Linked DNA regions of Homo sapiens: region 2 is linked to region 1. Evidence: read pairs that join two places in POLR2A ChIA-PET (ENCODE). Cell type or tissue: GM12878. All regions are shown on one strand. Links, peaks and the distances in the headings refer to the core of each region. The heading gives the core; the rest is flanking DNA. Region 1 overlaps LINC01358 (long intergenic non-protein coding RNA 1358). Region 2 has its middle 24 kb from the start of FGGY-DT.

Region 1 (5,388 bases), core at 203-5,202:
TTGAAGGAAGGCAATGGCACTATGGTGATGTAGATCCAGCCTCCATGGAGTCCACGGGTCTCGTTTGTCTTCATCTTGCTTAAGAGAGGGTAGGCTTCTGCTTCTTCCGACCCTCACCCTCATCTCTGTAGGATGGTTGCAGTGCCTCCCAAGGAGACCCCTGCCTCTAGACCCCTTCCCTTTCCTCGAATCGTTACCCACTCTGCAGTCATAGGAAGTCCATACTTAACTGCCCTTCATGGTCCCCTGTGCCTGCAGAATAGTGCTCCCTGCCTTAGCTGTCCATGAGCCAGCCCCTGCCACTCTCTGAACACATTTTTATTTCCTACCATGCTGTCTCTCATTCCCTATGCCTTTGCTATGCCAAAGTACTTAGAATGTTCTGAGCGTTCCACACAAAAAGATTGCACATTCTTTCCCTCGATGGGATGTCCTTCCTCAACTCTGCTTTCCAGGAAAAGTCTGCATATCCTTCCAGTCCATATTAGGCCATTCTCACATTGCTGTAAAGAAATGCCTGTGGATGGGTAATTTATACAGAAAAGAGGTTTAACTGGTTCACGATTCCATAGGCTGTAAAGAGAGTATGATGCTGGCATCTACTTGGCTTCTGGGGAGGCCTCAGGAAACTTACAATCATGGTGGAAGGTGAAGGGGGAGCAGGCACAACACATAGCCAGAACAGGAGCAAGAGAGGGAGTGGGGAGCATGCCACACACTTTTAAATGACATCTCTCACAAGATGCGAAAACTCACTATCATGAGGACAGAACTAAGGGTATGGTACTAAATCATTTATGATAAATCCACCCCCATGATCCAGTCACCTCCAACCAGGCCCCACCTCCAACATAGGGGATACATTTCAACGTGAAATTTGGGTAGGGACACACATCCACACTATATCACGGTCCATGCAGAATACCTTTCATTTGCCCCTCTAGATCCATACATTACCTTTCCTCATCTGCTCTGTATTCAAGAGGTTGATCTATGGGGATTGAATTGGTGGGTTCTTGAACCTTCTGTTTCTAGTTGGGTTTGGCCAACAGGGAGCCACAGGAGACCAGAGGGAGGGAAAAGAGGAAGGGAGAGAGTATGATATTCCTTTGATACACTGTTTGCAACGTCACTGAACTGGCCATGTTCCTCACTGCTCCTCCTGAGGAAAGCAACTCTGCAGGACAGTTCAGCAGCTATTAAGAGTTGTGAGAACAGTTCAGGAGCTATTAAGTGCCTACTCTCTCTTTTGTGATTCTTCTATATCTGCACCTTTGCATATAATCCCTCCTTGAAATCTGCTATTTCCTGGGAGCTGTCAGACTGTTGGGACCCTGATTGGTACACAGTGTGACCCAGCACAAACCTCAGGGAGCTCTCTGAAGGCACATCTGCTATAGATCCTGTTACATTACCTGCTGCTGGTTTGCTTCCCTGACTTCCCCACCAGACTGTTTCATCTCACCTTGTCTTGTAGATATGCAAGAGGCCTACCCACATTTAGTGAGCAGCTGTTATGTGCTGGGCCGTGGCCTAAGCACCGAAGATTCAGAGATTGATAAATGATAATTCCTGACCTTGCAGATCCCTGACTCTAGTACAGGAGCTGAGACTTGAGCCCCATTTAACACTGTGGCTCTCAAATCCCAGATCCACCACTGACTAGCTGTGTGATCTGGGCAAGTCATCTCTCTGAGCCTCAGTTTCCTCATCTGTAAATGGAAATCAGGGCAGCTACCTCGGAGGATGATTGTGAGGATTAAAGTAGTTAGCATAGTGCCTGGCATACACTAGGTACTCAATAAGTGCCCATTATTATTTTTATCGTAGCAGGTGCTTAGTGTATATTAAATGAATAACTGAATGTATTATCTCATTTGGTCTCCATAGCAACCTGTTCTCTACCCTTCCCCACTATATACAATCCAAGTAGACGTGGAAGGAATTTCTTTCCCCATTTCACAGATGAGGAAATTGGGAATGAATGAATGAATATCTAACCCACCAGCCTGCTCTGCCTCCCACCTTTTCCCAGAGGCCACAGTGAGGCTGTTTGTCCAGGGAACTGTGAGCCCTGGGCCCTAGAGGAGTCATCCTGGCTTTCTGTCTTGACTTTCTGGCTCCAGAGGACTTGTGCCAGTAGCTCACCACAATTTGCTCTGTGCCTAACACAGGCTGGGGTTCAGGTGCTCCTGAAGTTTGTAAACACTGGGGTCTGCCAGGCGCTTCCCCCAAAGCCCCAGCTTCCCAGAACCGGTGGCCCCAGTTCCTGTTCAGCTGCTGCTCTTTCTGTAACTCCTTTGCAAGTACCACTGCCCCTTCTGGTAAGTGCAGGGGCCAGGAGGCAGATTCTACTTTCACATTCACTACCACACCCACAGGAGGGAGATTTCTTAAAGTGGAGGGGAACTTTTCTTTTGCTGTAGGCCCAACCTCAAGCCTCCTCCTTAACACCTCAGTTTTTTCAGGGGATACTTAGTTTCCCACTGAAGCTCAGGAAGGGTAAGTCCCCACAACATCAAAACTTGAATCTGCTCCAGAAACATGGGAGTCCCTGATCCCTGCAGAGACCCTGCCCTCCGCTTGGCACGTTTGATGTATATCCTCGTGTACTCCCTCCAATGCCCCTGCACGGTGGGCATAGCTTCTGAATGGCAGTAGCAGGACTGAGGCTCAGGGCAATGGAATGCCTAGTATTGGAATGTTCGAATAAGAAAAACTACACCTTCAAACTTTAGAAGCAGAGTTGGAAATCACTGCAAAACAAAAGTCCCTAAACAGAATGAGTCTTTGCTGTTTCTGTACCATATGCACAGCCCTGCTACTTTGCTTTCTATGAACTGCATGTCTATTTGTGTCCATATCTGTCTCCCCTAGTTGACTATACCTCCTCAAGGATGGAGAAGATGACTCACCCATATTCCTCTCCCCATCCCAGCACATGGCCTGAGGCAAGAAGGGATGGTTGACCTCAGAAGCTGAAAGCAGACCATCGTGCCTGGTGGTAGGGGGTCAGCATAGGAGAGATGCAGGGCCAGGTCACACAGGGTCCTGTAGGTCATGGTGAGGGATCAGGATTTAATTATAGGTGCAAATGGAAGCCACTGAAGGCTCTTGAGGAGGGCCCTTCCTTCCATGTTGTAGAAAGATAATTCTGGCTCTAGGATGAAGAATAGATTGGAAGGTGACAGAGGAGGAAGCAGGAAGCCCAGTTAGGAGCTATCACAACAGAACAGACAAGAGCCAGGGACGTTTTTTCAGGACTATGGTTCCCAGGCTTCAGCGGGCATCAGGATCACCTGCAGGGCTTGTTAAAGCACAGCTCACTGGCCCCAACCTCAGAGTTTCTGATTCAGTAGGTCTGGGGTGAGGTCTGAGTGTTGAGTTTCTATGAAGGTGAGATGCTGCAGTCCCCAAGAACCACTGCTTGAGAAAAGGAGAGGAAGAAAGCGATAATGTGTGGTCTTGTTCTCAAAGAGCTTTCATCTCTGTGAGCACTACATGAACAGTGCAATTCTAGAGAGCCAGATGGATGTCGATTGTGGGATCCCACGGAAGAACATCTCCCCAGCATGGGTGTGGAGGAGAGGGTCAGAGGAAGTGTATTAGTTCATTCTCACATTGCTATAAAGAAATACTTGAGACTGGGTAATTTATAAAGAAAATGGGTTTAATTGGCTCACCGTTCTGCAGGCTATACAGGAAGCATGGCTGGGGAGGCCTCAGGAAACATTCAATTATGGCAGAAGGTGAAGGAGAAGCAGGCACATCTTCACATGGTGAAGAAGGGAAAAGAGAAAGTGCACGAAGTAGGAGGTGTTACACACTTTCAAACAACAAGATCTTGTGAGAACTCTGTCACAAAACAACACTAGGAGACAGTGTTAAACCATTAGAAACCACCCCCATGATCCAACCATCTCCCACCACGTCTACCTCCAACTCTGGGGATCACAATTCAACATGAGATTTGGGTGGGGCCCACAGCCAAATCATATTGGGAAGCTCCTGGAAGAAGAAACTCTTGAATGAAGTTATACTAGTTAACTGGGACTTAACCAAGGGAGGGAGATCCCTGGAAAGAATGAGAAAAAGAGGATCTTCAAGACAGAGGACACAGCTTGAGCAAAGGCAAGGAGATAAGAAACGGCAAGACATGTTCAAGCAATTGGGGCTGAGAAATCCAAAATGAAGATGGTGTATGTAAAAACTGTGTCATGAATGGCTTTGTATTTCCTTTAGACTGAGAGGTTTGAACTTTATCCTGTGGAGCAGTGGTTTGTAAACATTTTTTAGTGCAGGAAGTTGGTCACAGACCTCTCTGAAAATCTGATCAAAGTTAATACTCACACAAACAGAACTAGGGTATACATTTCAGAGTGTTCACATATTTCCTGAAACCTATCCATGATCTTCAAATAAAGAATCCCTGCAGTTGGCCAGGTGTGGTGGGTCACACCTGTAATCCCAGCACCTTGGGAGGCCAAGGCAGGAGGATTACTTGAAGTCAGGAGTTTGAGACCACCCTGGGCAATATAGCAAGACCCCATCTCTACAAAAAAACAGAAATTTTTTGTAGAGTGTGATGTGGTGGTGGGTGCCTGTAGTCTCAGCTATTCGGGAGGCTGAGGCAGGAGGATTGCTTGATGAGCCCAGGATGTCAAGTCTGCAGAGAGTCATGATTGCACGATTGTATTCAGCCTGGGCAACACCGTGAGACTCTGTTTCAAAAAAGAAAAGACAAGAAAAGAATCCCTGCAGTGAATAATGGGTTTTAAGAGGGGAGGCAGCCTAATTGGATTTTTATTTTAGACGGCTCTCTTGGTGACTATGCAAATAATGGATTTGAGCAGGGGTAGTGGGCACAGAAAAGCTGAGGTCTATTAGTCTGAGTGAGAGATAGTAAGTGGTAACGCAGATGGGGGACCAGGTTAACACCTGTAGGCAAGGGTTAAGTTGGTGAGTGTCATGATCAGACTTACTTTTCAGCAAGGTCACTCTGCTCAATTCAAAAAGCATCAGTTGAGAGCTGAGCTCAGAGGCCTTCTTTGCATGGCTTGAATCTAGGCTGATGGGCAATGCAGGCCAGTCAAGCAAGAATGAACCTTCCCCACCCTCACCCCACATACTAGAATCTGCTGGTCATCAGTCAGTTGGGGCCCAGATATCTCATGCCTGTGAGGGCTGGAAGCCAAGGACGTGAAGGAAGGCAGCACTCTGACAAGCTGGGGAGAGGCCAAAAGGGCAGAGTGGGATGGTTAGTTCCTGGGAGGCAGCCGAGGTGTCATTCCTTCCAAAGCTTTCGCAATAGCCAGAGGAAGCAGACAGAGCTCAGATGATTATCTCCGTTGTACAGATGGGAAACTGAAGGCTAGGGAAGGTAAGGAC
Region 2 (5,388 bases), core at 211-5,210, 230 kb before region 1:
TCAGGGTGAGACTGTGAAGGACCTATGTGTAGGCTCTGCTCTTGACTTCATTTTGCCTGTACAATATCATTTTCTTTTCAGTTATTTGAATATCTTACTGCATTTTACCTTATTCCATTATATAAACAAGTGGGAAATAGGAGTTAGAAAGACTGATTATGAAGATGAGAAGCAAACAACTATATAAAGAATGCAGTTTTCAAAGACAGAAACCATTAAATATGCCTAAACCAATGATTGTCTTAGCTTTAATTAAAGACTTATGGGACAAAAGACTGTGGATACAGTGTGGAGAAAATGAACTACATTTTAAAAAGTACTTTTCCTTTAAAAAAAAAATTCTAGGAGAAGAAACGCAGAAAGGAAACAACAGTATTTTTAGCATGACTGTTCTGTGTTGTTATTGCACCAGAATTTAATTAATTGCAACTTTTAGTTCATGATATACTCTCATTATGTGCACCTTTTATTTTATTAATAATAACATAAATATTGTATTTGATGAACCTGCCACCAAACATTAAAACTAGAACATTGGCACCTACTTATACTTTCCCACGTGTTCCTTTTCTTCCATCCTCTCTGTCTTCCCATTCAAATTAACCCCTTTTCTAACTCTCCTAACTCCTGTTATGTCTATCTCCTTATTTTAATATACCATTTATACAGACATACTATTACATAGACCATATACATATACTAAGTATATATGCTTGTGTATATATACACAGACACATATATAATATATATACTATTTATTTTTATTTAAATTTTTAAAATTTCAATTGCTTTAGGGGTACAAGTGGTTTTTGGTTACACTGACGGATTGTACAGTGGTGAAGTCTAGGATTTTAATGTATCCATCACCCAAGTAGTGTACATTGCACCCAATAAGTAATTTTTTATACCTCCCCAATCCCCCTGCCTTCTGAGTCTCTAATGTCCATTGTATCACTCTGTCTGCCTTTACGTGCCCATAGCTTAGCTCCCACATATAAGTGAGAACATGAGGCATTTGGTCTTCAATTCCTGAGTTACTTCACTTAGAATAATGGCCTCCAGTTTGTAAAATACATTATTTAGTTCTTTATTATGGCTGGGTAGTATTCCATATATATATATATATATATATATATATATATATATATATATATATATATACCACATTTTTTTAATCCACTCTTCAGTTGATGGGCAGTTAAGTTGATTCCACATCTTTGCAATTGTGAATTATACTGCAATAAACATACATTTACAGGTGACTTTTTGATATATTGACTTCTTTTCTTTTGGGTAGATACCCAGTAGTGGGATCGCTGGATCAAATGGTAGATCTACTTTTAGTTCTTTGAGAAATTTCCATCCTGTTTTTCATAGAGGTTGTACTAATTTACATTCCCATCAGCAATGTATAAGCATTCCCTTTTCATCACAGCCACACCAACATCTAGTGTTTTTTTGTGTGTGTATATACATATATATATATATAATACTTTAAGTTCTAGGGTACATGTGCACAACGTGCAGGTTTGTTACATATGTATACATGTGCCATGTTGGTGTGCTGCACCCATTAACTCGTCATTTACATTAGGTAGGGGGAGGGGGGACAGATGGCATTAGAACATCTAGTGTTTTTTGACTTTTTAATGGTCACTCTGGCTGAGATAAGGCAGTATTTCATTACAGTTTTAATTTGCATTTCCCTGATGATCAGTGATGTTGAGCATTTTTTCATGTTTCTTGGCCATTTGTATATCTTCTTTTGAGAAATGTCCATTCTTGTCCTTTGCCCACTTTTCAATGGGATTATTTGTTTTTTTTGCTGTTTTTTGTTTGTTTGTTTTTCTTGCTAATTTGTTTGAGTTCCTTGTAGACTCTGGATGTTACTCCTTTGTTGGATGCATAATTCAGACATGTATATTTATTATTACATTGTAAAGATTCAGTTACTCTGGCACATAGAGCTGAACTTTATTTCTTTTACTGCTGATTATATTCTCTTATGTGAATATACCAACATGCATTTATTCATTCTGCCACCGATGGGAATTTGGGTTTTTCCTTAATTACCTACCGTATGAAGAAATCTCTGATATTTTTCTGTCACCATTTCAAATTTCCCATCAATTCACTGAAATGAGTTTTATTTTCTTCATTTTTTTGGATGGGGACACTAAACTCAGAGAGAGTATGGCACTTTCCTGATCACAGGGCCACACAGTGGCAGAGCCAATGTTTCAGTTCACTTCTGTGCAAATCCAAAGCCTGCCTTAGCACTTCCTTCCTTCCTGGAGGCTCAATTTTTGACCCAGTCTGCTAAAGCCTCAGGAGACTTCCCCAGCTCATTCTTGTTTTTTTTCTGAGCCCTTTTTATGAGTCATTGCTGGGGTAAAGAGGGGATTTCTGGAGCTACCCCTGTCAGTAGATGTCAAAACAACATGTTCACTCAGGCAATTCCATGGGTAGTAGTCAGTTACACTAAAAATTTTTGGTCTAGCCAGTTGGGCGGGGCTGCATTGACACAGCAAGCTGCTTGAATGAATTTTTTCCTTTTCTACCATTTGTGTTTTCACATAGGTAATAATAGTAATCCTTTACTTGTGAACAGAGCTGTCCCATTTCCAAAGCTCTCTCTGAGTAAGAAAAGTACTATTGGCCCCATTTCGCAGCTCAGGAAACCAGCTTTTAGGGAGATGAAGTGATTCAGCTACTAAGTGGTAGCTTGAAAAAGGGATTTCTAGTCCTGTGCATGCTCTGCTTTTCCATGCAAATATTTCCTGCTTAGATTAAATACATCACTCTGTGATGGAATCTGAAAATCCAATTCTCAGGACATTTCCCAAACACAGTCTTCTTCACTATTAAGAGTCCCATTATTTCCAGTGGAAAGATACCCAGTTGGTTCTCTAACCCCCAAAATATTTGAAAACCACAAATTTTGCTAAATGACAGTCACAATACAAGGAGGAGACGGGTGATGTCATGATGTCATTTGAAGGTGCTAGGATAGACTCCTCCCTTAAAAATCTTTCTCACTGTCTGTCACGGAGATTGAATCTCCACTGCTTCACCACTTATACCTGGGTTGTTTTCAACCTTTAAAAGACCTTTATGAAAAGGTGAGATCTAGTGTAGATCCTATTAAAAATATTAAAAACTTAGACAAATTGTTAGCTGTGTGTTCTTTCAATATTACATTGGAGTGCATTGTGTAATAGCCATACCCAAGGATTATTTAATTCTCTGTGGAAGTGCACTATTGTTTGACTCAGTGTTTTCTGTTGTTTAAGGTCCAGAGTCTGTGAAGAAACATAACTTATAGATTTTTTCCAGCACATGTGCAAATAATTTTATTTGGAAGAAAGTAACTGCAAAGATTAAGATTTTATTTCCCTGTAGGACATTGACAAGTTTTGTGTTTAACCCAGCAATTTTATTCCAACTTTTTTTTTTACTTTTATTTTAAGTTCAGAGATACATGTGCAGGTTTGTTATATATGTAAACTTGAGTCATGGGGGTTTATTATCTGATTATTTCATCACCCAGATATTAAACCCAGTATCCATTAGTTATTTTTCCTGATCCTCTCCCTCCTCCCACCCTTTACCCTCTGATAGGTCCTAGTGTGTGTTGTTCCCCTCTATGTGCCCATGTGTTCTCATCATTTAGAGCCCACTTATAAATGAGAACATGCAATGTTTGGTTTTCTGTACCTGTGTTAGTTTGCTAAGAATAACAGCTTCCAGCTCCACCCATGTTCCTGCAAAGGACATTATCTCCTTTTTTATGGCTGCATAGGATTCCATGGTGTATATGTACTATATTTTCTTTATTCAGTCTACCATTGATGGTCATTTAAGTTGACTCCATGTCTTTGCCATTGTGAATAGTGCTATAGTGAACATATGCATACATGTGTGACAAGTAGGATCTATTAAACTAAAGGGCTTTTGTACAGCAAAGGAAACTATCAACAGAGTGAACAGACAGCCTACTGAATAGGAGAAAATGTTTGCAAACTATGCATCTGACAAAAGTCTAATATCCAGCATCTATAAAAACCTTAAACAAATTTACAAGAAAAAGATCCCAAACAACCCTATTAAAAAGTGGGCAAAGGACATGAACAGACACTTTTCAAAAGAAGACATGCCATACATGTGGCCAACAATCATATGGAAAAAAGCTCAACATCACTTATCATTAGAGAAATACAAATCAAAACCACAATGGGATACCATCTCATACCCATAAAAATGGCTATTATTAAAAAGTCAAAAAATAACATGCTAGCAAGTTTGTGGAGAAAAAGGAACACTTATACACTGTTGGTGGGAGTGTAAATTAGTTCAACCATTGTGGAAGACAGTATGGCAACTCCTCAAAGACCTAAATATAGATACCATTCAACCTAGCAATCCTATTACTTGGTGTATACCCAAAGGAACATGAATTTTTCTATTATAAAGACACATCCAGCATTCCTTCTTCAGTGCATATAAACACCAGTGTCTCACACGTTTTTGTAGATGATCTTTACAAATGTGCTTTTTCATTCATGAATTAGATTGATCTTGGACATGTGTTCACTTTATTTTTCTCTATAATTAAAAAACTATATATATGTTGGCAGTCCTAATTTTTTCATGCCTAAATAAGGGTGTTTCAGTTATAATGTTGCATAATGAATTACCTAAAACTAGAAATGTAAAGCAGTAACCATTTAACTTACTTAGTGTTGTAGGTTAGACTTTGGGAAGGGCTTACTATGAAGTTTTTGCTTTGGGTCTCTCCTAGATTGCAGTCAGATACCTGCTGAGGTTATAACCATCTAAAGGCTGATTGGGCTGGATGCCCAAGATGGCTCATTCACATGGCAGTAGTTGATGCTGGCTCCCGGCTGGGAGCTCAGCTGAGGCTATCAACAGGAGACCCTGCACATACCCGGTATAACATGGGGATCTCAGGGAGTCAGACCTCTTAGGGGGTATCTGGCTTCCCCCAGGGGAAGAATCCTAAGAAAATCAGGTAGACCTACATGGCCTTTACTGACCAAGTTTGGAAAATCACATACATTCCTTCTGCTGTACCTCATTGGTTAAAACAGAATTAAGGGTAGGGGACATAGACCTTGCCTCTTTCTGGGGAGGGTGTCAAAGAATTTTTGGAGTGTGTTTCAAAACCATCAAATGGGAAACCACTTTAAACTTTGCAGAGAGAAGGAAAACTCATCTTTGAGTTATTACGTTGGCAAAAAGATGGTTGAGAGCAGGAAGGGCAAGAGAAGAAAGGACAAATAGAGATAGAGAAGCCAGAGAGTTTGTGTTACTTATAGTTGAAATGATTAGGATCTTCAATCAAGATTATGGGAAGGGGAAGGAGGA

The links. Peaks named below come from ENCODE experiments on the same cell type or tissue, not always from the same donor. Only the 100,000 strongest peaks of a DNase experiment are listed, where the experiment ranks them.
Region 2: POLR2A ChIA-PET joins it to region 1 with 5 read pairs; 1 of 35 experiments calls an interaction of 5 or more read pairs at or near these places.

What each region holds. Positions count from the first base shown.
Region 1 is chr1:59,043,827-59,049,214 of GRCh38, reverse strand. All of the region lies in intron 2 of LINC01358 (long intergenic non-protein coding RNA 1358), which reads right to left. Among named protein-coding and RNA genes, the nearest start is that of LINC01358, 26 kb to the right of the region's middle. RefSeq lists enhancers at 2,586-2,655, 3,511-3,560. In GM12878, for the core only: a CTCF peak has its summit at 2,321; a DNase peak (open chromatin) is centred at 2,374; H3K27ac peaks cover 2,020 bases.
Region 2 is chr1:59,269,700-59,275,087 of GRCh38, reverse strand. No RefSeq gene overlaps it. Among named protein-coding and RNA genes, the nearest start is that of FGGY-DT, 24 kb to the left of the region's middle. RefSeq lists an enhancer at 2,344-2,453. In GM12878, for the core only: no CTCF peak of the experiment used is centred there; a DNase peak (open chromatin) is centred at 2,397; H3K27ac peaks cover 429 bases.